3 separate regions of the Mus musculus genome follow, and all the other regions are linked to region 3. A link is a loop called in an ENCODE intact Hi-C map of the cell type or tissue named here. Cell type or tissue: left cerebral cortex. All regions are shown on one strand.

Region 1 (8,000 bases), 97 kb before region 3:
TAGTAAGCCTCAACCCTTACATTCTTATTCATCCCCAAGATCTAAATAACTTTAAAAGTCCCACAGTCTTTACATATTCTTAAAATTTCAATCTCTTTAAAATATCCATCTCTTTTAAAATCCAAAGTCTTTTTACAATTAAAAGTTTCTTAACTGTGGGCTCCACTAAAACAGTTTCTTCAAGAGGGAAAATATCAGGGCACAGTCACAATCAAAAGCAAAAATCAATCTACAACTGTCCAATCTCTGGGATCCAACTTACGATCTTCTGGGCTCCTCCAAGGGCTTAGGTCACTTCTCCAGCCATGCCCTTTGTAGCACACGCGTCATCCTCTAGGCTCCAGATGCCTGTACTCCACTGCTGCTGCTGCTCTTGGTGGTCATCTCATGGTACTGGCATCTCCAAAACACTGCATGACCCCTTCAGTCCTGGACCTTCAATTGCACCTTCACCAATGACCTTCCATGGCCTCTCACAGTGCCGAGCCTCAGCTGCTCTGTGTGACCCCTTCATGCCTTCAAAACCAGTACCACCTGGGTGACCCTTACATATTACCAAGTCCCGCTGCAGCAGGAGTACAACCTTGGCCATCTCTGGAACACAGCCTCTTTGTGCTTTCAGAAAACACTTCCCAGAAGATGTCACCTCAATGATGCTGGTCTCTTCTTAATCACCACTAATTTCTTAGCTCCAGCTAACCAGCATCAATAGTCCCAGTAATGCAAAGTTTTTGCTTTAGTAGTTCTGGTATCTTGTTAATCACAGCTGATTCTTCAGCCCCAGCTAACCAGAACTACACAATCTTCACAATCAAAACAGCAATGGCCCTGAAAAGAGTCTTTAATTTTCCCTCTGAAATTTCACAAACCAAACCTCCATCTTCTGCAGTGTTCTCAACATTATCTTCCAAGCTCCTACACAACATCTGACAGAGCTCTTAACAATGGATGGATCTTCAAGCCCAAAGTTCCAAAGTCCTTCCATAGCCCTCCCCAAAACATGGTCAGGTTGTCACAGGAATACCCCACTCTGCTGGTACCAATTTGTCTTAGTCAGGGTTTGTATTCCTGCACAAACATCATGACCAAGAAGCAAGTTGGGGAGGAAAGGGTTTATTCGGCTTACACTTCCATACTGCTGTTCATCACCAAGGAAGTCAGGACTGGAACTCAAGCAGGTCAGGAAACAAGAGCTGATTCAGAGGCCATGGAGGGATGTTCTTTACTGGCTTGCCTCACCTGGCTTGCTCAGCCTGCTCTCTTATAGAACCCAAGACTACCAGCCCAGAGATAGTCCCACCCACAAGGGGCCTTTCCCCCTTGATCACTAATTGAGAAAATGCCTTATAGTTGGATCTCATGGAGGCATTTCCTCAACTGAAGCTCCTTTCTCTGTGATAACTCCAGCTGTGTCAAGTTGACACAAAACTAGCCTGTACACTCCCCATCCACAAAATTATTTTGTTGCTACTTCATAACTGTAATTTTGCTACTATTATGAGTTATAACGTAAATATCTGATATGCAGATATTTACAGCCATTCGACTCCCACAGGGGCCATGACCCACAGGTCCTAATACAACCATTTCCATAACTGAAGCTCACCAGTAACTGAGTGAGTGGAAAGGCCCCCCTCTTCCAGCACAAACCTGCTTTCCTGTCTGCCCCCCAGAGGGGAGGTAGTGTTTGCTCTAAACACTTTGGAACTTGAGAACAAGATGACCAAGAAGCTGGGCTGTCAAAGGCTTGCCCATCACTCACACCCCACCTTGGGACTCAACTATGAGTGTAATATTCGCATTAACTGACTGAGAAGTAGATAGTTACTGTTACTATACTGTCGGCCTTTTGAATAAGGCTTGGTACGTGATTAGCACCTAGTTGACATGTTGATATAGGTTGTACCAGATATAGGTTTCCCCTTTCAGCAAAACAAAACACCCAATTAGGACTACCTGACAGCACCCCAATGCAGCATTTGTATTCTACCCTTCTCCAAATCTCTCAGAAGTCTGTCCCTCTTGTGTGTTACACACTCACAACACTGATCCATCGTGTGAGCCTCGAAACTGTGAGAACTCCCCACCAGCAAGCAAGGAACCCTGCAGCGAACACCCGCAAGATGGCCTCTTGTAGTGCTACCCACGGCTGAGGGCCTGCCCAGTCCCCCCAACTCACTACACACTAGACACTAACAAGGTCCGGGGTTACATGGCTATAAATCTGGGCTCCCTTGGCCCCCTCCTCAGATTAATTTTACTAGGACAGCCCCCAGAAGGCTGGGAAATACCCACCTGTATGAGCTGGCTTATTACAAAAGATACAGATGAAGAAAGTCACTGGGCAAGAGCTCTACTCTCCAAGCTCTCTAAGTGGGGATGGGGCGGTTGTGGAGCGCTAAGGAGCCTTCACTACACAAGCATTCAGTGAAGCAGAATCAGCCCAGCAGGGCGCGGCTCTCCAGGCTGCTCTTCCTCTGTGTGCCAGCCGCCTAGCTTTCTTACAGCCAAGAGGCAGGACCCCTTTTGAAACGGAGTCCTATGCTACACTTCAAATAATTTACTGTTATTTGTATTAACATTACTATTGACATAGTGACGGAGATGGAACTTGTCTAAGAGTTTCTATTCCTGCACAAACATCAGGACCAAGAAGCAAGTTGGGGAGGAAAGGGTTTATTCAGCTTACACTTTCCACATTGCTGCTCATCACCAAAGGAAGTCAGGACTGGAACTCAAGCAGGTTAGGAAGCAGGAGCTGATGCAGAGGCCATGGAGGGATGTTCTTTTCTGGCTTGCTTCCCCTGGCTTGCTCAGCTTGCTTTATTATAGAACCCAAGACTACCAGCCCAGGGATAGTACTGCCCACAATGGGCCCTCTCCCACTGATCACTAATTGAGAAGATGCCCCACAGCTGGATCTCATGGAGGCATTTCCCCAGCTAAGGCCCCTTTCTCTGTGATAACTCTAGCTTGTGTCAAGTTGACATACAAAACCAGCCAGTACAGAACTCAACCCAAGGGCATTTCCTTTTCTCTAAATCGTTTTCATTTTTAATTATGAGCATGTGTTTGGGTGTGGCACGTTGAGTGCTGGTACCCACAGAGGCCAGAGACCCGGGATCTCCCTAGAGACTGAGTCACATGCAGAAGGTTGTGAGCACCCAGGTTTGGTTGCTTGGGGACTTACCTTTTTCAGTTCTGGAAAAGCAGCCAACACTATTCAACCTCCGAGCCACCTCTCCAGTCTCACAAGATGATGGTTCCTTTAGGGCCAGCTCCAAGACAAAAGGTCAGGAAGATTTGCTTCCATGACCTTCATCAGTGAAGAGAAATTCACATTTCTATGCTTTGTCTTGGGGGAGGGAGTAAGGAGCCGGGAGTCCTGTGGAAGTGCCTCCTACCCAGGATCTTTGGAAAGAGTTTGGCAAAAAAAAAACAAAAAAAAACAAACAAACAAAAACAAAAAAAGCTGTTCCTCTCATGGCCTCCAGGGGGCAGCATGGCTGAGAGAACACCTTATGCAGCCTTGAAGACGAATCCAAGACAACCTGTCCAACCCATTTGTACAAACAGTTGCAGGAATCTAAAACCAAACATGCCCTGCTGTTGAGGTGGCTTCTTGCAGGTAAAACCCGGCAAGTCAAGTCTGGCAGGGGTGGACCGGGGCCTCTGAGGACGGCCTGCTTCTGCTGGCAGGAGGAACGAGAAGTCTGTGTCCCGAGAGCTCTTTTGGTGTTTGCGTGGTTTTTGATGGGTTCCCAAGGCATACATTTGTTTTCACAGGGAAAACAATTTCAATGTGCAGGACAGGCAGACATGGAGGTAGAATAACAAAGAACAATGACATTTGGGAAAGTGTGCGCCCCCTCTCCAGAAAAACACAAAGCCAAAACCATATCTTTGTAAACATTACTGAATTATGGAATGTTCTTCTAAAAAAAAAAGCTTGTTCCAAAACTGTGACTAAAATACACACACATATATATTACACATATAGTAGCATGTTATCATAAATAAAGACATACAAATTTATCAACTAACAACTTCAATTTTTAATAATAGGAACAATTTTGCCATTCCAGACACAATTTCAGGGGAGAAAAAAAAATCTGCCCTATAAAAATAAAACTTAAAGTCCTCAACATTATAAATATAGCTTTTCACTTTAGATTTAAAAGCTTCCCTGCGCCACCCTTCATTTACCACCATCCCTGTACCATCACATTCCGAAGAGAAAACAGCATTATAGCAAAGCTGGCTTTCGCTTTACCGGAGAATCTGAACAACGGTTTAAAATATATATATATATATCTCTTTGGCCTCTGGGGCTCCTTTTCTTCCCTTATGCTTTATGCTTCCTTTATGCTTTTTCTTCCTTTATGCTTTAAAACAACGGCTGCTGTAGTAACCAGTGTTTGAGCGAGAACATCGGTCTTCAGGAACCTCGGACTGGCAGATCTTCAGGTGAAGTGCACACGCCATCGAGCGAGGTTTGGAGGCATACGGAGGAGGGAGCTGCTTCATACAGTCTACTTCAAGTAAAAAAAAAAAAATTCACAGATACCCATCAGCTGCTACTTTAGCGTCTAACAGTGTCTTAATCAGAGAAACCAATGCCTCACAAACGCTAGGCACACTGGGAGGAGTAGTCAGAAGACCAGGTGGCTGGTGGCAGCATACACAAACCCAATGGTAAAACCAGTACAAGAACCACGAAGGCATTCCCTGAACAACAAAGGCAGCGTGTCGGATGACAATGTCACTAAACCTCATTGATGCACGAAAAAAGAAATCACATGCAAAATTAAACAAGATGTGCCATTCATATTTTATAGCTAGCTCTACTTTTTTTTTTCCCAACTCTTTCTAATAGCTTAGAAGATCCGATTGTCCAGGGAGCTTGCATTAGCATAACCCACACTTGGATCTGCCTCCCACAGGGCGACATTCTCTGACAAGTCAGGAGGGCCACCTCCAAGGGACAGATTCTCGATAGAAGGCACGGTTCATAGAAAGGCTAAGAGCTGGGGCACCTTGGAATTTCCAAACGATTCCATCGGGTGTCACCGTGTTAACAATTCCTTGGGAATTTATAAACAACAAAACCTATCTAGACTAGAGGCAGACCAACCGTAAGGCCCCTCCGGAATCGGAACACCCTTCCCTCGGCTCTCCGATTTGCAAGCTGCTGTGGAAAGTGAGGCCATTGCGCCTGTCTATTGCACATGCGTCTCTTTGGTTGGAAGGAACATGCTCGCTTGTGTTAAAATAGTTCCATAATTAACACTGTTGTGCAGTCAGCTGGGTGTGGACTTTCCTTCCTTGGGGCCCTTAGTTAAGTCTCTGAAGAGGCAAGGATGCAGTAGGACCCGGCCTTTAATCAACATCCCTGTCTTCTACTTTGTAAGAACAACTTTGAAGAGTGATTGGGGCTGGGAGGCGGGGGAGGGGGGAAGCAGGGGAAAGGGGCAGAGGAAAGGAGGATGCAATAAACGGAAGAGGGTGATTGTCACAAAGTGTGCTGTGAGCCCTGGCCTTGCTATATCTTCTTTCTAGCTAACAGCTGAGGGGAAGCAGCTGCCCCTACCCAAACTCCTTTTTAACTCAGAGAGCAACCTCTATGTGTGGGGGTGGGGGTGGGGGTGAGAACCTACATTAACAGGGATCAGCACATGGCCAGGCCCCACCTACACAGAGAAGCTAAACCCCAGGCCATCCGCTCCACGCCAGCGGGTCTCAGAACCAGCGGGTCCAGAACCAGTGGATCTCAGAACAGATGTACAGGTCAAGTCCAGCTGAGGCACACCTACCTGTGGACCACCTCAGTCAAGGTTAAATCCACTGCGGGTCGGCTGCAGTTTGTGGATCCCTTTGGGCTTAGCTCCTGGCTCTTTGGCTCTGACCCCACATTTTACCACTAGCAAATTAAGCAATCTTTAACCAAGCTCAACATTGACCCTGAATGCTTTTAGCTCTTTTACAGACAAATACACCTTTCTCCTCTAACGCTAACTTAGAAGCCACACTACCTCCCCGAGCCCTGGGCCCTTACCTTCCCTCTACCTTCCCGACTTGCTCTCTACTTTCTTTGTCAAAACTCTTCCAAACTCTTTTCCCAGTCCCCCAGAGTTCCTAAATTCCTGTGTCCTTCAGTTCAGGTGGGTAGGGCTGCTCCAACAGAGAATGAAAACATGCAGGTAGTTTCACCGTAGAACACGGTCTTAGCGGTTGCTTAGTGAAGCCTTAAAGCTCATCTTTGCATCCTGAAGGTTACCAGAATCACGTCACTAAAGTAACTAGTAGAAGACAGGGGGCCTCAGCCCAGAGCTCATGCTTCCAAGCACGCTGGGATGCCTGATGCCCAAAGGCTCACAGCTTGCGAGAGGTAACATCGCCATGCCAAAACAGAACAAGCTTGTGGAGTCCCTTGTGCCAGTCCCTCGTGAGGCGCAAGATGCTGCGTGACCAGGCTTTGACAACTGTGTCTACAGAGAAAAGAGGAAGACCCTAGAGTGGCCGGGCCACGAAGACAGCTCTCTGAGAAGAGAGGCAACCAACGCGACTCTCTTGTGCGTCCCAGAACAGTGCCTTCCGGGCAGGGAGAGCCCTCGGCCTTAGCCGGGCTTCCACACCTCGCCCAGGGCTTCCTCCAGCTTCTGCCTGTAGGCTGTGTAGCGCCGCTTCAGGCTCTGCAGCTGCTCATCCTCTTCCTTGTCCAAGATGCGCAGGAAGTTCTGCAGCTCCGGTAGGCTGAAAGCTTCCCACTGTCGGGGGACAAAGGGACAAAGAGGAAGACGCCATGACTGGATCCAGGAATAATGCAGACAGGATCACTTCAGTGTTCTCCCCGAAACCAAGGGAGGGTGGGCCCCCCTCCCACCGCCAGGGCAAGGTTTTGCTGTGTTGTACAGTCTAGCCTTGACCTCACGATCCTCCTGCCTCACAGTCCTGAGTATTGGTTTTATGGCTTCCCTCCTCTCCTAGTCAACCCCACAGAGAATCAGCTCCCCACGTCTGCATGTGGTACACATGCCCCTGAGATGTAAAGGTTGTCCTCCACACGTATGCTGTGGTACACATGCCCGCAAAATGCACTCACACATACACAATAATGAGAATAAGAACTACTTTAAGAAAGCCTCAAGCTGGCCAGTGGTGGCGCACACCTTTAATCCCAGCACTTGGGAGGCAGAGGCAGGTGGATTTCTGAGTTTGAGGCCAGCCTGGTCTACAGAGTGAGTTCCAGGACAGCCAGGGCTACACAGAGAAACCCTGCCTCAAAACAAAAACAAAAACAAAAAAGAGGCTCAGTACCACTCTCTAGACCGTTTCTGAGTGGAAGGCTAGAATAACCAGAGGCTCTGCCTCCGGGTCCCTATCTATCTATCTATCTATCTATCTATCTATCTGTCTGTCTGTCTATCTATCTATCCGTGGCCCAGGTCTCCTGACTAGGCCATTGAGCAGAACCTGTTCTCTCAGCTTTAGAACTGCTCCACGGGACACCTCACACGTCCTGAGTCTGAGACCTGGGCTGGAGAGTTTGCACCAGGATCGCTGAACGCTGACGGAGGATATACAGGGCGGCCCAAAAATGGTTTTCAATGGGCACCCCAATACGTCGTCCTTGGAGAGAAGAGGACACATGCAAACAGAAGTCCCGAGTCATCTGACTGGATGTAGAGGGGAGGGGATGCCAGGCCCGCGTCTTGTTGGGTTTCCTTGCTCTTGGGAGCCTTTTCTCAGCAGCAGATAATGGGGAAGGTGAGGCTGGGATTAGAGTCCCTGGAACTGGGACAAAGAGGTGAACACTGCTCTCTGTGTGAGCGTAAGTAAGAATTCTTTCCTCTGACCTCTGAAGAGCGCATGGCCACATAATATTCTAAGAGAATCATACCTGTAAGCTAACTAGGGGTTCACTTTGGGTGATTCAAAATCTCTCTCCTTTGCTGCCCCGCCCCCCACCTCCTTGAAGCAATAAAGCAGGCCAGCTGTTC
Region 2 (8,000 bases), 81 kb before region 3:
AGAGAGAGAGACCCTGTCTCAATCCCCACCCTTGAAAAACAAAAACAAAACAAAACAAAACAAAAAAAACCAAAAAAACAAAATCAAAAACAAAAACCAAGTTCACCAGAGGCAGAGCAAGCAGGGGCAGGGCTGACATGTTTTGTTTTGTTTTGTTTTGTTTAAAAAAAAAAAAAAGTCCTCCCCCAAAAGCAGTGGGTGGATTCTCTGTGAGTTCGAGGCCAGCCTAGTCTACAATGGCACATAGAGAACAAAGAGAAACCCTGTCTCCAAACAAGCAAAAGATTATTGTTTTCCTAGGGAATGGGGAAAAGGTTTTTGTTTTGTTTTGAGATAGGATCTCTTGTATCCCAGGCTGGCTGCAGACTTGTTATGCATGTGACTGTGGGTATCCCCCTGCCTCCACATCTAGTACTTGGGTTATAGGCATGCCTCATACGACTGATTCCAAGTTGACTGAAAGCACGCATGTACACGCTCCTAAACTGAGTTCTAAAATAGAACAAGCAGCAGACAACTTTGGTGGGAAGTCTTTTGGGTATGCAAACCGGAGAGAGACCCTGGGATGGGCTGAATGCAGAATGGGCTGTCAGACAGAGCCAAAGCTGCAAGGTTCTAAGAGGGCCCTCTGGACCAGAAGCCTGTCTTGCTTAACTCCTGTGAATATCCGTAAGGAGGGCTGGAGGGGGACAGATCTGTATTTACCTTGGCTGCCTGTCTAACACTCCAACACTCCTGACTAAGATACTGAAGGAGACAGACACTACAAGTCTTTTCAAGGGTCAGCTTTTCCATCCGTACCATAACTACCCAGCCGCCTTTCCAGCAGCCATGCTGTGTGTGTGAGCCTACAGCAGGCAGGAGTCACATGAGGCTTCGAAGCGTGAAATGAGGAAACTAATTGCAAGCGTCTTTTAATTGCTCCACTGGACAGCACAAATGTAGAAAGCAACTCGCTGGTGCCAACAAAGGATGAGAGGCAAAAAGCACCAAGAGACAATGTAACGGGAAACAATGTAACAGGAAACAATGTAACAGAAGCTAGAGTGAAAACCCCGGCTGGGGCTCACACAACAGTACTGAGGGGAGACTGTAAGGCAGCACCCGTGATGCTCAAGATGGCTCTGTGGCCTCCAAAGCGCAGTCATGTGTGCAAACCCGCAGGTGCCAAGTCCAGAGAGATTCTGTGCTTCTCTTGGTGTGTGGTCCTGGCATGTTGATCTTGACTGGCCACTGGGCTGTTGAGATTGTTGTCCTGCCAGATGGGGGAAGACTTCTTTAGCTGGCAAGATTCGGAGAGCTGGCACTCCATTTCCAGTCCCGTGAGGATTAGGGAGTCTATCTTGCCTGAATTCAGCTGGTAGGCAGGCAACCCTCCTATGTAGCCAGAAGATACTCAGCGTGCACTCTCCTGGTCAACCCCCACCCAGTCATCCCTGTAGCAACAGACGACCCACCGCTGCCTCAGGCAGAAAGGCAAATGGAAAACTGGGAGCAGATGGAAGTGTGGGTGCCAGAGAAGTCAAGGGAGCTGTGTCTCCCTCAGAGCATTGGTCCTGTGATAGACAGGGCACACACACCTCTTGTACCTCAAACACTGCCCCTCACATCATCATCCCAATAAAAATGTGCGTGGCCTTTAGAATGCTACAGGCTCTAGGAAGCCCTGCAGCTAAGGCATCAGTAAGAGCACCCAGCAAAGAAGAGGCTTTCCGCAATGCTGTGAACGTGGTGCTGAGTAATTGTGACCCAGCCAGCACTTTATGCAGGAACAGATTTTTTTCTTCCCTTTATCATGCAGCTGCCTTCCAGTTTGCCATTCACCACCTTCAGTCTGATGATGGTGTGTTATAGGTCTAGTGTCTTATTAACCGTTCACTTAGTCTGTATCCTGGGAGGGGTGTAGGGGGTGGTGTTACTAGTACACCCAAGATACATCAGTCAAACTTGGTAATTTAAAGCATCCTTTGTCCCCAAGGTTACTTATTAACAATCAAAATGACACCAGAGGACAAAGGTAGGTACTTTAGACTATCATATATACATATATACATATATATATATATATATATGTATATATATATATGTGTGTGTGTGTGTGTGTGTGTGTGTGTTAATATATTTGTTAATGCCAGGAGGTGGCACAGGCCTTAAATCCCAGCACTCAGGAGGCAGAGGCAGGCAGATCTTTTGAGTTCCAGGACAGCCTGCTCTACAGATTGAGTTCCAGGATAACCAGGACTACACAGGAAAACCCTGTTTTGAAAACAAAACAAGACAAAACAGAAAACAATCAAACAAATGAAAGTTAAATCTAAACATACTACAAAAATAAAACAGCAGCTACTGTCCGAGACTGGGGTCTGCAGCAATCTCCCCTTACAAGCAGTATGCTCAGAACTTCAACACAGCCTCCCACTGTCAGCCTGTCACCACCCTTTCCAGGTGCCACCTGGTGGTCCCCAGCAGTCCGCAAGCCAACTCCCCTCCTCAAGGCCCAGCCCACAACGGAAGCCATCCCCACCAACAGCAGCCCATAGGTGTGGCCCGCACCACACACAGCCAGGTTCAGCACCCATGACACCCTTGGGCTTCTCAGCCACCCTACTGTGTCCTTAAACCTTCTACCGGGAGAGTGCTGTGTTCAAACTAGCTGGGTCCTGAACAGGAGACCTATTCAACAGACTGGGTCCTGAAGCCTGGCTGGAGTCTGCATTTGCAACCTCTCTAGCCTCTTGCGTGTCTTATCAACCAATGTGATGTTCTTGCTCAGTTCTCAAAACCTAATGAATCTGCAAAGGCATATGAGAGCTTTACAGTATCAGACGCCATGTTTTATACGCTTCTGCTATCCATCCACATCAAAAACCAAGAGCCCTTCAAAGTATACCCCGTAACTACCCTGGCACACCCAGGCCCAACCCGTTAATAAGATTAACTGCAGCTGCGATGCACATTGAAAGAGCTTCATCTGGTCCTTCCATGAGCTCACTCTTTAAAGCCCTGCTTACCACTCCACCGCTACCCTATATGGTTGTGCTTTTAAAACCGGGTCGCGTGCCAGTCGGCAAACAGCCACTCAGTTGTTTGGAGCCAGAAAACAAACTTGGAGGTGGCCCCGACTCTCCAGGAGTGAACCAGTCTGAGGTCCTGACCCTAAAGAATACCAGATTACACTCAGCCTCAGACATCGCAGGTTGAAACGTTTTCAAAGGGAGTCAACTACGATGCTATTCATTTCTGAATGGTGACACAACTCATAGCTGGCTTAATTTGGTTCTTGGTTTTTTTTGGGTGAACAAAGTAAGAGAGAGGCCAGGTACACACAAATGTGGCTAATCTGCCTGGGCAACTAGCAAAAGAATGTGGCAAGCCAGGCGTGGTGGCACACGCCTTTAATCCCAGCACTTGGGAGGCAAAGGCAGGCAGATTTCTGAGTTCGAGGCCAGCCTGATCTACAAAAGGAGTTCCAGGACAGCCAGGGCTACACAGAGAAACCCTGTCTCGAAAAGAAAAAAAAAAAGAACGAGGTGGCAGGTGAGGTGGCACTTGGGCAGAGGCCAGCGCAGGCTTCCCCAGAGCCAGAAGTCTTTATGAGAACGTCAACTCAAGGGCCCCTGCTTCTTGATTAACAATGGCCCTGAACTATGGCCTCTGTCCCCCTACATCATCTAAAGCTCCATTCTAGCAGCCTGCAACGTTCCCCTAACTAATCAAGCACTACAAAGCAAGTGTGCTGGAGATGAGAAAAGTTAACTGAGAAAAATAAGAATAAGAAGGTGCCTGGAAGCTAGGAAGGAAGAGAGAGGCAAAAAAAAAAAAAAAAAAAAAAAAAAAAAAAAAAAAAAAAAAAAAAAGGAACAGACCTGCTGCCCCAGATTCTAGCAGATTAAGCATCTCATTGGTGCAATCTGGAGGAAGACCCTGGAGCCATCCAATGGTCACACGCCATCAGCAAAGGGCAATTACTACCAGGGCTCAGGGGTCTTCTCCCTCTCCCATCTCAGGTCAGCCCAGGGACACTGGAAATCTTCACAGGGCCAGAGTCTGGAGGTAAGATCTCATACTGCCACAGCTGCCATGCAACCTTTTGAAACTCTGTGGTCAGGCCAGGGTTCCGGAGAAAGGAAATCGAACAGGCTCGTTTGGAGACCAGCCAGAAAGGAATGCTGGAATCTGGAAGCTGGTGGGGACCTGCTGAGAAACCCTGCAGGTGGCTCCACCACCAGCAGGATCTAAAAGTCAGTCAAGGGCAGAGATGGGCAAACAAAACTCTGGCTACTTTGCCAGGTGACACCTAATTTAAAGACAACAACAAAAAAAAAAAGTCTTAGTAGAATCAGAAATTGGGAGTTTGGGGATTTAGCTCAGTGGTAGCAAGCACAAGGCCCTGGATTCGGTCCTCAGCACCGGTGTGTGTGTGTGTGTGTGTGTGTGTGTGTGTGTGTGTGTGTGTGTGTATCAGAAATTGGGGGCTAGAGAGGCAGTTCAGTGGTTAAGTGGCTTCTCTTAACCCAACCACCCACATGAGGGCTCACAACCACCTGTAACTCCAGTTCCAGGGGGAACCTGACGCCCTCTTCTGGCCTCCGCAGGCACTGCATGCACACTGTGCACAGGGAGACTGAAAGTAAAATGATCTGAAACAGGTCTGTGGGAAGGATTGTGTTGTCTTTCCTCTTCCTGTTACAAGTGTAAGTTACCGCCATAGAAAAGGAGGTTTACTCCAGCATAGACTCTGAGTTTTCAGGGAACAAAACTATAAATGCCAGAACGTCAGGAAGATGGTGTCCAAGAGGTCACACTGAACACCACTATGGCTTGGATTTACATAGCTCTGATTCCTCCCCTGTGCAGCCTCGCTAACACGCTAACCTAAGCATCTTAGTGCTTGCTTGATCTCATACACCCCAGGTCCACAGCACCAAAAGGAATGAGTCACGCTACAGGTGAACCCAGGGCCTAGCAGATCCTAAGACTTACCACCGTACCAGCTTGCTTTTACACAAATGTGACAGTCTGAAAAGCCCACAGGAGGTTTAGGTTAAACTGTTTCTATCACTAGTTCCCATTGATCCAGTCCAGCCATCCCTTGTCAGAACGTTCCCCTTGGAGTACCCCTCACCGCCTCCAAGATGGCTCTTTTGATAAGCTGGTTCCTAGCCCTTAAAAGGCATGGCTCGAATAATACTGACTCCTTCTGCCAAGAGCAAGACACAATGAAGGTGCTTGCAATCCCTTGATGGCCCGTATCTCAGAAGGACACCGCCGTCCCCAGAACGAGGGCCACGGAGGATGCCTGCAAGCCGCTGTGCCTTGGTGTCTCCAAAAATGGCTTTGCAGCCCTAGGAATTATCTTCTCCTTGCCAACAGGGTCGGATTGCACACTCTGAGAGCCAAGAAAACCCAGGAGCCAGCCCTGCAGTGGGAGCTCCCTGTTGTTCTTCCTGCCTCCTGCTCTGTGGGAGGAGAAAGCAGGAAGGATCCAGAGGTATAGGCTACCCAGAGTGTGTCAGAACACAGGCTGGCTGGACCAGGAGGGTGGGATGACAGGAGAGATAGCTGTTCACAGAGAGACTCATGAGTGTCTAGTGAACCCAGCCGAGTGAGCTAGCCCACCACTTACTGCCTTAGAGAGCTCTGGCACCGCCTACAGCAAGGACTCAGAATAAGGACATCTCCATTCCACACTAAGGTAGGAGGTGTCTCCATTCCTCAGCCTTATTCTGTCTTCTTCCTAAAAGCTTTTCTTCTACAACCTCTCAAGCCGAGGTAGCCACCCCCACCCAACTCCAGGGCGGGCTGGGGAGCTCTGCCTGCTCAATCTTGTCACAGTTACTGCCCAGGCACTACCTCATACCCTTCACACTCTGACGGAGAACACGCTAAGCGGTGGAGGCCGGGTTACTTTGCCAGAGAAGCACTCAGTTAATTTAAGTGTGTGGTAATCGGAGTGGGCGATGATGCTATACTTGGCAAATAGAGAATTCCTACCTAGCCATGACCAAAGAGTTCATTCGAAAATTGGAAAACCTGAGCTGGAGAGATGGCTCAGCGGTTAAGAGCACCGACTGCTCTTACAGAGGTCCTGAGTTCAATTCCTAGCAACCACATGGTGGCTCACAACCATCTGTAATGAGATCTGATGCCCTCTTCTGGTGTGTCTGAAGACAGCTACAGTGTGCTCACATGCATAAAGTAAATAAATCTTAAAAAAAGAAAACAAAAAAGAAAATTGGAAAACCGTTTCAAGTACTGGGAGCTGAGGAGGACCATGGGACTAGGATCATGTCCTTTGAAGTACAATATAGCTCATGGAAGAGTCTCTGCATGAAAAGAAAAGCCAGACATTCTACTGTTCTACCAAGTACAAACACAAGGGAGGGGGGAAGGGGAGGGGGAGCCAGCACAGTGGACAGGGTGCCTGCCTAGCATGCAGGAAGTCCTGCAGAGAGTCCTGGGTTCAATCCCTGGAAACCCATAAACAGGATGTGGTGGTCACGCCTTCAATCCCAGCACTCAGAGCACAGCCAGGAGAGGGTCAGGTTCTGTGTTATCCTTGGCTACTCAGCAAGTTTCAGGCCAGCCTGGGAGACCTAATAAAGAAGTGCCCATATATGGAAGCATGCCAAAATGCTAACTAACAGAGTTTGCCCTTCATCTGGGGAGGTCTGGAATAGACACACACACACACACACACACACACACACTTCTCTTTTTCCGTGAAGAAAAACTATATAAGAATTACAAACATTTCAAAAGCCTTCTTCAGAGTCTGGTTGGCTGAATCAGAGAAGAAAAAAAGTGAAGTCTGGGGCTGTTAAGTGGCCGTTCATGTATAAAAAATAAATAGCCTTGGAAACAAAAATAATCATAAGACAACTGAGCACTTTACCAGTAAAACTGAGTTCCACTTTCATGTGCCGACTGCCCCCCAAAATAAACAGAGGCACCAGCTAGGCAAGGCTAATAGCCAGCTGCTCGTACAGAGAGCAGAAATGAGCTGCCAGAGACAGCAAACCACAGCTCTGAGGTCTGTGAAAACACGCACACACACTCACACTCACAAGTACGCACGCATGGACACACACAAATACATATGCACACAACAGGCACACATATTCATAGACAGAAATATTGTCATACATGCACGCACACACACACACACACACTGCCAAAATTAATAGTTGGTTCCTAACGTCACACAATTGGCCAATTTATAAACACAGGCTGCCCTGCAGCTGCCCCGGGAAGGGTGGCTGTCTGTATTTTTGTTTTTATTAGTGTTTGTCTGTAATTTTCACTGTCTCTTTGCAGGGGGAGGCTCTTCTAGGCAGAGGTCTCTCTCACCCACCCTCCCTCTCCTTTTCCTCCTACAGCGGTGTGCACAGGAAGCTGAAAGCCCGGAGGAAGCCGGCTCCACCTTTCCTCCACTCAGGGTGGGGGGTGGGGGTGTCAGCAGCTGCCCCTCCCCCACTGTCCAGAGGGTCAGCCAGCAAAGACAGGGGAGGGCTGGGCTGATCCGGTGTTGAAGGGAAGGGGGGAAAGGTGGCTTTAACTGAAGGACAGTGTGCACCGGGGAGAGTCTAAGTCAGAGCTCTGGTGTGCACCTTGGAAGCTGCCCTTCTCTCCACGCTAAAGAGCAGACAGCAAGTAGGTGAAGACAGTAAGGGAGGGTCAGCTCGTGTGGCATCGCCTGAGCAAACGGTCCCAAGGACACAGGATGCTGCACTGTGGAAGCTAAGGAAACAGTGGACCAGGGACTGCAAAGAATGTCACTCGTTCAGGCCAGACTCCTTCCATGAGGATGTAAAGGATTTCGTCTTTTCTACCTTTTCACCTAAACTGTCGATTTCCTGCCCTGGGAACTCCTTGGCGGAGTCCTCTAACAAGCAAACAAAACTAAATGTTTCAAACAGGCACTTAGGGATGTTCTAAAAGTCAGAGTATCAGGATGAAGGACACTCGTTCCTCAGGGTCACACAGGGGATGCTGTCCAA
Region 3 (8,000 bases):
GGAAACATTAGCAAGCACTCAATGAACAGCAGCTCTCCTTAAGATACAAAACAGAAAGATACATCTCACAGACTTGGGTATATTGGGCATAACTTAACCTCTTCTCCATCATTCGTTAGGGGCATAGCCCCATGGCTCTTTCAAGCTCCATTTAGACATTCATTTAAGGGCTTTTTGCTTGATGAATATTTATGAGACCTTGACTATAGGCCAGGCTCTGTGTGTGATACTGGGATTCAGCGGTAGGCAAACTGTTAGGTTTGCCCTCTCAGAAAGCTTCTAGGCTACAGCAGTCAGCTTGGGGTGTTAAGAAAGCACCACAAACTGAATGACTCAAACATCAGAAATCCATTTTCTCATCCCGGAGGTGGTGGCACAGGCCTTTAATCCCAGCACTGGGGAGGCAGAGGCAGGAAGATCTCTGAGTTCTAGGCCAGCCTGGTCTACAGAGTAAGTTCAGGACAGCCAGGGCTACACAGAAAAACCCTGTCTCCAAGAACTAGAAAAAACAAAAAAACAAAAAACCCATTTTCTCAAATTTCTTGTGTCTGGAAGTCTAAGACAAAAGAACCAGCCTTCTTGGGTCCTGGCAAGGATTAGATACCTACACATGTGGGGGAGGGAGTGAGGGAGGAGGGGTTGGGAGGGGGGAGGAAGGGAGAGAAGGGGGTGAGAGGAGAAGGGGGCTAGAGGGATGTCCAGTTCTCTTTAATTTTATTTTGGTGCCAGCGATCAAACTTAGGGCCCACGAATGTTAAACATAACTCCTGCCACTTGGTTCCCAGCAATCCTTGTGCCATCGTGAGGTGGTCTGTTCCCATGACTTCATTAACCTTAATTGCTTGCTATATGCTCTAGTGTCACATAGGGCAGCCATTCTCAACCTGTGAGTGGTGACCACTTTGCCGGGGGGAAGACCCTTCCACAGGGGTCACCTAAGACCATCAGAACACACACGCATGCACTTGCACGCACACACACACACACACGTTTCAATTCATAATAATGTTAGAATTACAGTTATGAAGTAGCAATACAAATAATTTTATGGTTGGGGGTCACCACCACATGAAGAACTGCATTAAAGGGTCACAGTACTAGGAAGGTTGAGACCATTGATATAAAGGGTTGGGGCCTCAAAATATGACTCAAACCAGCCCATAATGTACTCCAAAGGGAAGAAAACATCAAATAAATAACCATAAACTCAAATCTATGACTATCAACTATAGTCTTTGCTACAAAGGCAGAGTTGAGGGGAAATTACCACAGAACTTAACCCAAAGGAAGGAGAATTTACAAATGGCCCTGTGACTTCTGGGCTGGGTGGAAGAATCTTTGCCCTCCGTCTCTCAAAAACAATACAGCCATTGAATCTGGCATCAGCAAAACTTCAAAAATCACTGCTTGTCCTGGAGGCGCGGGGTCTAGCCTTAGTTGCGGGCGATAAATAAGAAGTAAATAAATAAATAAAATCGTCACTTGCCCTCGCTGTCCTGACCCCAGGTTTGGATTTATATATAACTGGGCATGCCCGAGCCCACGGGAATGCGGATGGGGTGGGGGTGGGGGGACCGGGAGAGACACCATAGAGACACAAGGTGGGGGCGAGGAAGGCAGAGAAAGCCGCTAGGATCTCTCCCACAGAACTGCGATAGGAGTTAATTACTGGGAATGATTGATGTGACATCATTGCCAGCGCAGAGACCGCTGCCAGAAAGCTTGGCATGGCCCCCTCGCCTGACAGCCAAAAAACACAGGTGTCTTAAAGAAAAAGTGCGGCAGAGAGAGCTGAGTGAGCAGGAAACCATTTGCCCGGAAGCCCAGCCCAGCCATTCAGAGCTGACTGCCGCTTACACGTCCTCTGCGTTGCCAGGTGACCATGAAGCTTCCTGGCTTGCTCCAGGGGCATGGGGTAGAGGGGACTGTTTTCATTTCCTGTTGCCAAGCGGCCTCTTAAATCCTGATTGTGAAGGCTGACTGTCCCTAGCTTTTGTCCAGGGCCCGCGGCACGGCCATTATGTAGGGCAGAGCAGGCTGAGGCTTAGAGAAAGGGTTTTTAAATTTTTCTTTCTTTTCTTTTCGAAACAGTGTCTCAAGAGTCCCCGGCTGTCCTTGAACTCCCGCGGCACCAAGAGAGATCATGAACTCCTGATCCTATTTATCCACACACACACTCCACCCCCACCCACCCGCACACCCCGGTGCTAGGATTGCTGGCTTGAGCCACCATATCTATCTCCTCCAATGTTGGGCGTGGAACCCGAGGGCTTCTTGTGCGCTCCGCAGGCACTCGGCTAGCCAAGCTGCCTCCCAGCTGCACACCGTTGTTTTAGGGACATCTCCAGGGACACTTCCTTCCATTGTGGATGAAATCCAGAAGGCCAGCGTTCCAATTCTGTCTACTTCACAGCCACCTTGCTTTTCCATTCCCGTGCAGGCTTCCTAGTGATGCTATTCAACTTGATCCTCTTACTCGTTTGGTAAATAGTAAGGGACCCCTCCTAGTGTCCCCCTAAGCTGTGATTAACCTCCAGAGGGGACACACGGGTATAAACTATTCTGCAGTTCGAAAGTCTCATGGGGGATAAATATTTACATGTGTAGGAAAATGCTTCCAGATGACATCAATGTGGTTTTTTTTTTTTTTTTTTGAAAGTGTATGATCTGTTTCTAAAGAGTTGAAATCCGGGCAGAGTTCAAAGCAAATATACTTTTTGTTGTTGTTGTTGTTTTGTTTTAGTTTTTTCGACACAGGGTTTCTCTGTATAGCCCTGGCTGTCCTGGAACTCACTCTGTAGACCAGGCTGGCCTCGAACTCAGAAATCTGCCTGCTTCTGCCAAGTGCTGGGATTAAAGGCGTGCGCCATCACTGCCCGGCGCAAAAATACTTCTAATGATGTTTTCTAAACAAGTAAAAAATTATTTTTGAAAGGGTCTCAGGTCTAACCTGGCCCCTTACTTTCTATGCAGCTGAAGATGACCTTGGACTTCTGATCGCTTCCTCCAGACAGCAGGGATCACAGGTGTGCCTTACCTGTGACCCTCAGCTCCGCTTATGTCGTGCTAAGGATGAAGCCAAGGGCTCTGCAGATGCTAGGCAAGTACTCTACCAACTGAATAAACTGAGTTCCCAGGCACTAAATCCTTTCTGGCCCCTCGGTGGCCGGATGACTAGGGACCTAGGGGTTAAGGGTCATTTCCAGTTTTTCCTCTGAGGCAGAAGAGCGCACTTCACGTGGTTGTGACGAACCTCGCTGAGAGGACAGGAGGCTTGCTTGTTCTGTGCCACACAAGAACCCCGTGAGCAAAGCCACAACTGGCGCACAGTCAGAGGCCGGGTCGCCTTTCCTGCAAGCTGTTCCTACACATGGGGAGTGGTGGGGGCGGGGGCAGGCCGCTAAGCAGCTCTCTGAAAGACAAATTTCCCCTTTGTTTCTGCCTGCTGGAGAAAAGTGTGTTTCTAGTTTCTAGTCAGCAAGTTACGCCAGCTACACGAGCTGTGGCTTGACAAAGAAAGAGGTCAGTATGAGAAGATATTAAAATTCAAAACCCATTTCAGAGACCCGCCTTCTCTCCCGATCGCATGGTCGCAGGAAGAATCCATAAATCAGAAATGAGGTCAAGAGTGGTGTTGAGTTCAGCCTTATTCGTCCCTTGATAATATCATCATTCCCAGATGAGAAATACAACGGAGACAGGCTTGAGCCCAAACAGCTGTCGTCCCACTTGGACAGCCACCGAACATCAGTTTTAGGCTAACACCGAACGAGCCTTTCAAGGGAAGCAATGTGTATCATTAGCTCCGTCCATCTAAACCAGCCATCTGTAAAGATGAAGTCTCTGCTGGGGGTTTTGGTTTCAAAGAAAAGATTAAGTCCAGAAAGCTATCCGCCCCCACAGAGTGCACGAGGTAGGCCCAAGTCAGAGAGAGCCAAAGCCTAACCAGAAGCAGCTGAGGGCGGAGCCAGAGCTGAGGGCGGGGTCAGATCTGAGGGCGGAGCCAGAGCAGCTGCCGAGAGTCAGAGCCCCAGGTGTAGGCAGAAGGAAGGCAAATGTGGTATGCGGGGAGCCGTGATTTTAAATGGCTTTTAAATTTAAATGTATGCATTTATTCGAGTGTGTGCACGCACTTGGTTTTGGTTTTGGTTTTTGGTTTTTGGTTTTTCAAGACGGGTTTCTCTGTATAGCCCTGGCTGTCCTGGAACTCACTTTGTAGACCAGGCTAGCCTCGAACTCAGAAATCCGCCCGCCTCTGCCTCCCAAGTGCTGGGATTAAAGGCGTGTGCCACCACCGCCCAGCTACGCACTCGTACATGTGTATGTGGGTGTGGGTATAGAGGTCAGAGGACAACTTGTAGGAAGTCAGTTCTTTGCTTTCACCACGTGTGTCCCAGAGATCAAACTCAGTTGGTAAGACTTGGCAGCAAACCCCTTCACCCACTGAGCCACCTGGCCTGCCCAAGACCCTGAGTTTTTAATGTAACATTGGCAACGTGGCTCAGCGAGTAAAGGCACTTGTGGCCAAGGCTGACATTCAGAGATCAGTGCCTGGGACCTACATGGAAGGGAAAACCGACCCTCACAAGTTGTCCCCTAACCTCTCTCGTGTCATGACATACACACATACATGCAGATGTATGTAACACACACACAGGTGCAGTGCAATAAAAATGTCTCAAACTGGGGCTGGAGAGATGTCTCAGCGGTTAAGAGCACTGACTGTTCTTCCAAAGGTCCTGAGTTCAAATCCCAGCAACCACATAGTGGCTCACAACCATCTGTAATGGGATCCGATGATGCCCTCTTCTGGAGTGTCTGAGGACAGCAACAGTGTACACATATAAATAAAATAAAATGGTCTTTAAAAGATTAAAAAAAAATTATTTCTGGCCACTCTGAGACACACACACACACACACACACACACACACACACACACCAAACCTATGCCTCGAGGGTGATGATGGATAGAGAAGGGAGGAAGAGGCCGTGATGTTGGAGGCGATCCTCAGTGGCCACATGGGAAAGGGACAGTGCCACTGTTAGTACACTGCACAAAGCAGCAGGCTGGAGACCAAGCAGAGGCTAAAACCCAACCTGTGCTGTGGCAGCCAGCTGGGCTTCCAGGGCAGGCCTGTCTGCCAGAGAGGGAGTCTTGCTGCACCTTTGCAAAGAGCTTGGCTCCAAAGAACACTGGAGGCTTAGAGGTTGAGAGAAGCTGCAGTTTTGTATACAATTATACGTCTGGGTCACTGGACATTCCAGCGGGCACAACCTTGCCTTAGCAAAAATCTGCTCTGGAAGCGAATCTTAGGCCTCACTCATTCTCACCCTAGCTCATCCTGAGACTTCCTAGTTAACCCTGCTGCTGTAGAAGGAAGAGGGGGACCCTAAGTGGACAAGAAGAGTGTTCACTGCTCCTGTTCTGGGGGGCTGTGGGGAGGCAGGCAAGAGATAAGGCCAAACCTCACCAAGCTGTGGTCCTGTGTCACTTTGAGTGCTTGTGAATGCTTCAATCCCAGACACGGGGCCCTCTGAGGTAATAGAGAAAAGAAAAGCCAGCAGGTAGTTAAAAATGTCAAATTTCACCTGGTGTGGTGACACATGCCTTTGATCCCAGCACTTAGGAGGCTAAGGCAGGTGGATCTCTGTGAGTTTGAGGCCAGCATGATCTACATAGCAAGCTCCAAAATAGCTAGGACTACATTGAGAGACCCTGTCTTAAAAAAAAAAGGCATATTTATATAATACCTATTTTACATCCCTCCCCCATATTTGGGACAGACAGAGACACTGGTATCTACACACCCCTGTGTACACTCATACAAAGGTCTGAGAGAAAAGGCAAGGGGCTCTACATAGTGACTGTCTCACAGAAGTCTCCTGAATTAGAACAGGGGCTGCCATCTTGTCCTCCTGGTGTTCAGTAGGGCAGGAGGGAAGAGGGAAGCCCTCCATGCCAGCCTCTGAAGGGTTTCCCCTATGGACACCCATCTCCTAAGCCAGCAGTGCCACCAAGGACTCTCAGTCCGAGCTGTGACTTAATCTGCCCTGAGTTCCCGAGTCAGGAGATTAATCCCTCATAGTAGCAGTGTCTGCTTTCTATTGTGTGACACAGCCTGACACCCACAACAGATATGGATACCCGGGTTTGCCCTTCCAACATCTTGATTCAAGAGTTAAACTTCTTTTCTTTAGAAATTATCTTGTCTCAGATAATCTGCTATAGAAAATGACTGAGACCCTGTCTAGGAATGTGATTTCACAGCTGCAAGACCAGAGGCTGGGTACTATTCAGGGTTTGTTAACTATTTCAGAGAAGTCTCAAAGCCTACTGTGTAGGAGGTGGCTCATGGGCCTGAGCAGGGGCGGGGACTGGGACGGGGACGGGGAGGCGGGGTCAAGGGTCCTGTCATGTTACAGCATGGGGAGATTCCATAGCTGTGCTCAGCGTGTGATGCCCAGAGTGATCCCTGGGCATGGAGGATATAGGAAGTAAGGGCTGTTATCTGACCCCCCCAAAAAAGGGAGGCTGGGGGAGGCAATGCAGAGTTAGGGATGGTGAATCCTGCTTCTCCACACAGGAAACGGTGGCGTGGGGTCACCAGCAGGACCTTCTAGCCACATCTCTGTATCTGCCCTTATCCAGTCCCAGCTGATAAAGGCAGAGCCAAGAATCACTCTCTAAGGTTCAAGTCAGAGGTCACTCGGGTTCCGCCTGCGGGGAATTACTGACGTCACCAGGCGTCTGTCTCTGAGCAGTACTTCTACAACAGGTCTCCTCTCTCCAGGCCTCTTTGAAATCCATCTGCCCAACAGTTGCAAGCCCCAGCTGCTGCCTTGAGGCTTCAGGCGGTGGGGAGAGAATCAATTATCCGACCTCAGCCGCTGCAGCCTGTGCCCCAGCCACGCCTATGAAGCTGCGCTTAATGTGGACCTAAGCACTCCAACAACTGCCTTTTGCCCGTGGTCCCCACCTGGCAACGCGATAAACATGGTCTCCGCTATCAGGAGAGTTTAGCAACACCGGAGATAGGGACCAGCATGCACTGCACCTTCCGTGTCAGACGCCTTGTGCACAAGTGAGTATCTGGGCTTTATCCTTAAAACTCTTTAAAATTGCGTTTGAGTGTGTGTGTGTTTGTTTATTTTATGTGTATGTTTTTGTGCTAGAGTGGAGGTCAGAGGACAAACCTGTGGGAGTTCTAGTCGCACCATGCGGATCTTAAGTATTGAATCGTTCGTTGTTAGGCTTATAGCAAGCACCCTAACCAGTTGAAATGTACTTACTTATTTGTTTTTGAGACAGGGTTTCACTATAAAGCACTGGCTGTCCTGGAACTCACTAAGTAGACCAGGCTGGCCTGCCTCTGCCTCCTGAGTGGTGGGATTAAAGGAGTGGCCCATTGTGACCGACCCTGGACTTTATTTATAACCGTGAGCCTTTCACACATTAGCCAATGCTCTCCTTGCCTCTGCCTGAGAAACTTCTGGAGTGTTATTCATATCCGTTTTTAGAACTCTGGATGTGGCTAATTGAGATTGTATTCATTGCTGACTTGGCGCCCTTTCCACCTGTACTTCTGATAGTTATAGCAATAAGTGTCGTGACTAAGCCACCGGCGGGGCTCGGGGTCCTTCGGTCCCATTCAGGACCCCGAGAGTCTGACTTACTGGGTGCCTGCTAGGTGGCAGGCTCTATTGGACCTCAAGTTTTGAGGCCACTGGCCTTGCATCCAGTGAGTTTTGCTTCGGACAGTGTTCCTTAGATGCTTTGCCACAGTGCCATGCAAATGGATTAAATGGCAAAACCCAAAAATGGTTCACATTCCGCGGAGGAAAAGGCAGGAATGTCTAGGATGCTGAACATTCTTAGAAAAGCTTTCTTCATCTATATTCTGGATATGGAGTTCCAGGATGCCTGCCCCCCCCCCCACCACAGCTGATGGTTGAGTTTAATCTCCAAAATCATAGGTTGATAGTATAAATAAGGAAATG

Evidence for each region. Peaks named below come from ENCODE experiments on the same cell type or tissue, not always from the same donor. Only the 100,000 strongest peaks of a DNase experiment are listed, where the experiment ranks them.
Region 1: it touches region 3 in a loop (4-fold over the local background); 29 of 42 quality-filtered maps call a loop at or near these places.
Region 2: it touches region 3 in a loop (2.3-fold over the local background); 21 of 42 quality-filtered maps call a loop at or near these places.

Annotation. Positions count from the first base shown.
Region 1 is chr10:121,406,319-121,414,318 of GRCm38, forward strand. Rassf3 (Ras association (RalGDS/AF-6) domain family member 3) reads right to left here. Exons shown (of 5, transcript NM_138956.3): 5 at 4,032-6,767. The coding sequence ends at 6,618. Among named protein-coding and RNA genes, the nearest start is that of Gns, 45 kb to the left of the region's middle. In left cerebral cortex, a CTCF peak has its summit at 3,493 (motif pointing right); a DNase peak (open chromatin) is centred at 3,586.
Region 2 is chr10:121,422,763-121,430,762 of GRCm38, forward strand. All of the region lies in intron 1 of Rassf3 (Ras association (RalGDS/AF-6) domain family member 3), which reads right to left. Among named protein-coding and RNA genes, the nearest start is that of Rassf3, 49 kb to the right of the region's middle. In left cerebral cortex, CTCF peaks have their summits at 4,596 (motif pointing left) and 6,179 (motif pointing left); DNase peaks (open chromatin) are centred at 919, 1,479, 1,703, 4,619 and 5 more places; H3K4me3 peaks cover 203 bases; H3K27ac peaks cover 3,936 bases.
Region 3 is chr10:121,503,542-121,511,541 of GRCm38, forward strand. Gm46204 (a long non-coding RNA gene) reads left to right here and starts at 1,570. Exons shown (of 2, transcript XR_001779700.2): 1 at 1,570-1,876; 2 at 2,092-2,570. Gm35696 (a long non-coding RNA gene) reads left to right here and starts at 6,572. Exons shown (of 3, transcript XR_872130.3): 1 at 6,572-7,084. In left cerebral cortex, a CTCF peak has its summit at 4,812 (motif pointing left); DNase peaks (open chromatin) are centred at 1,797, 2,303, 3,397, 3,968 and 1 more place; H3K4me3 peaks cover 1,074 bases; H3K27ac peaks cover 1,807 bases.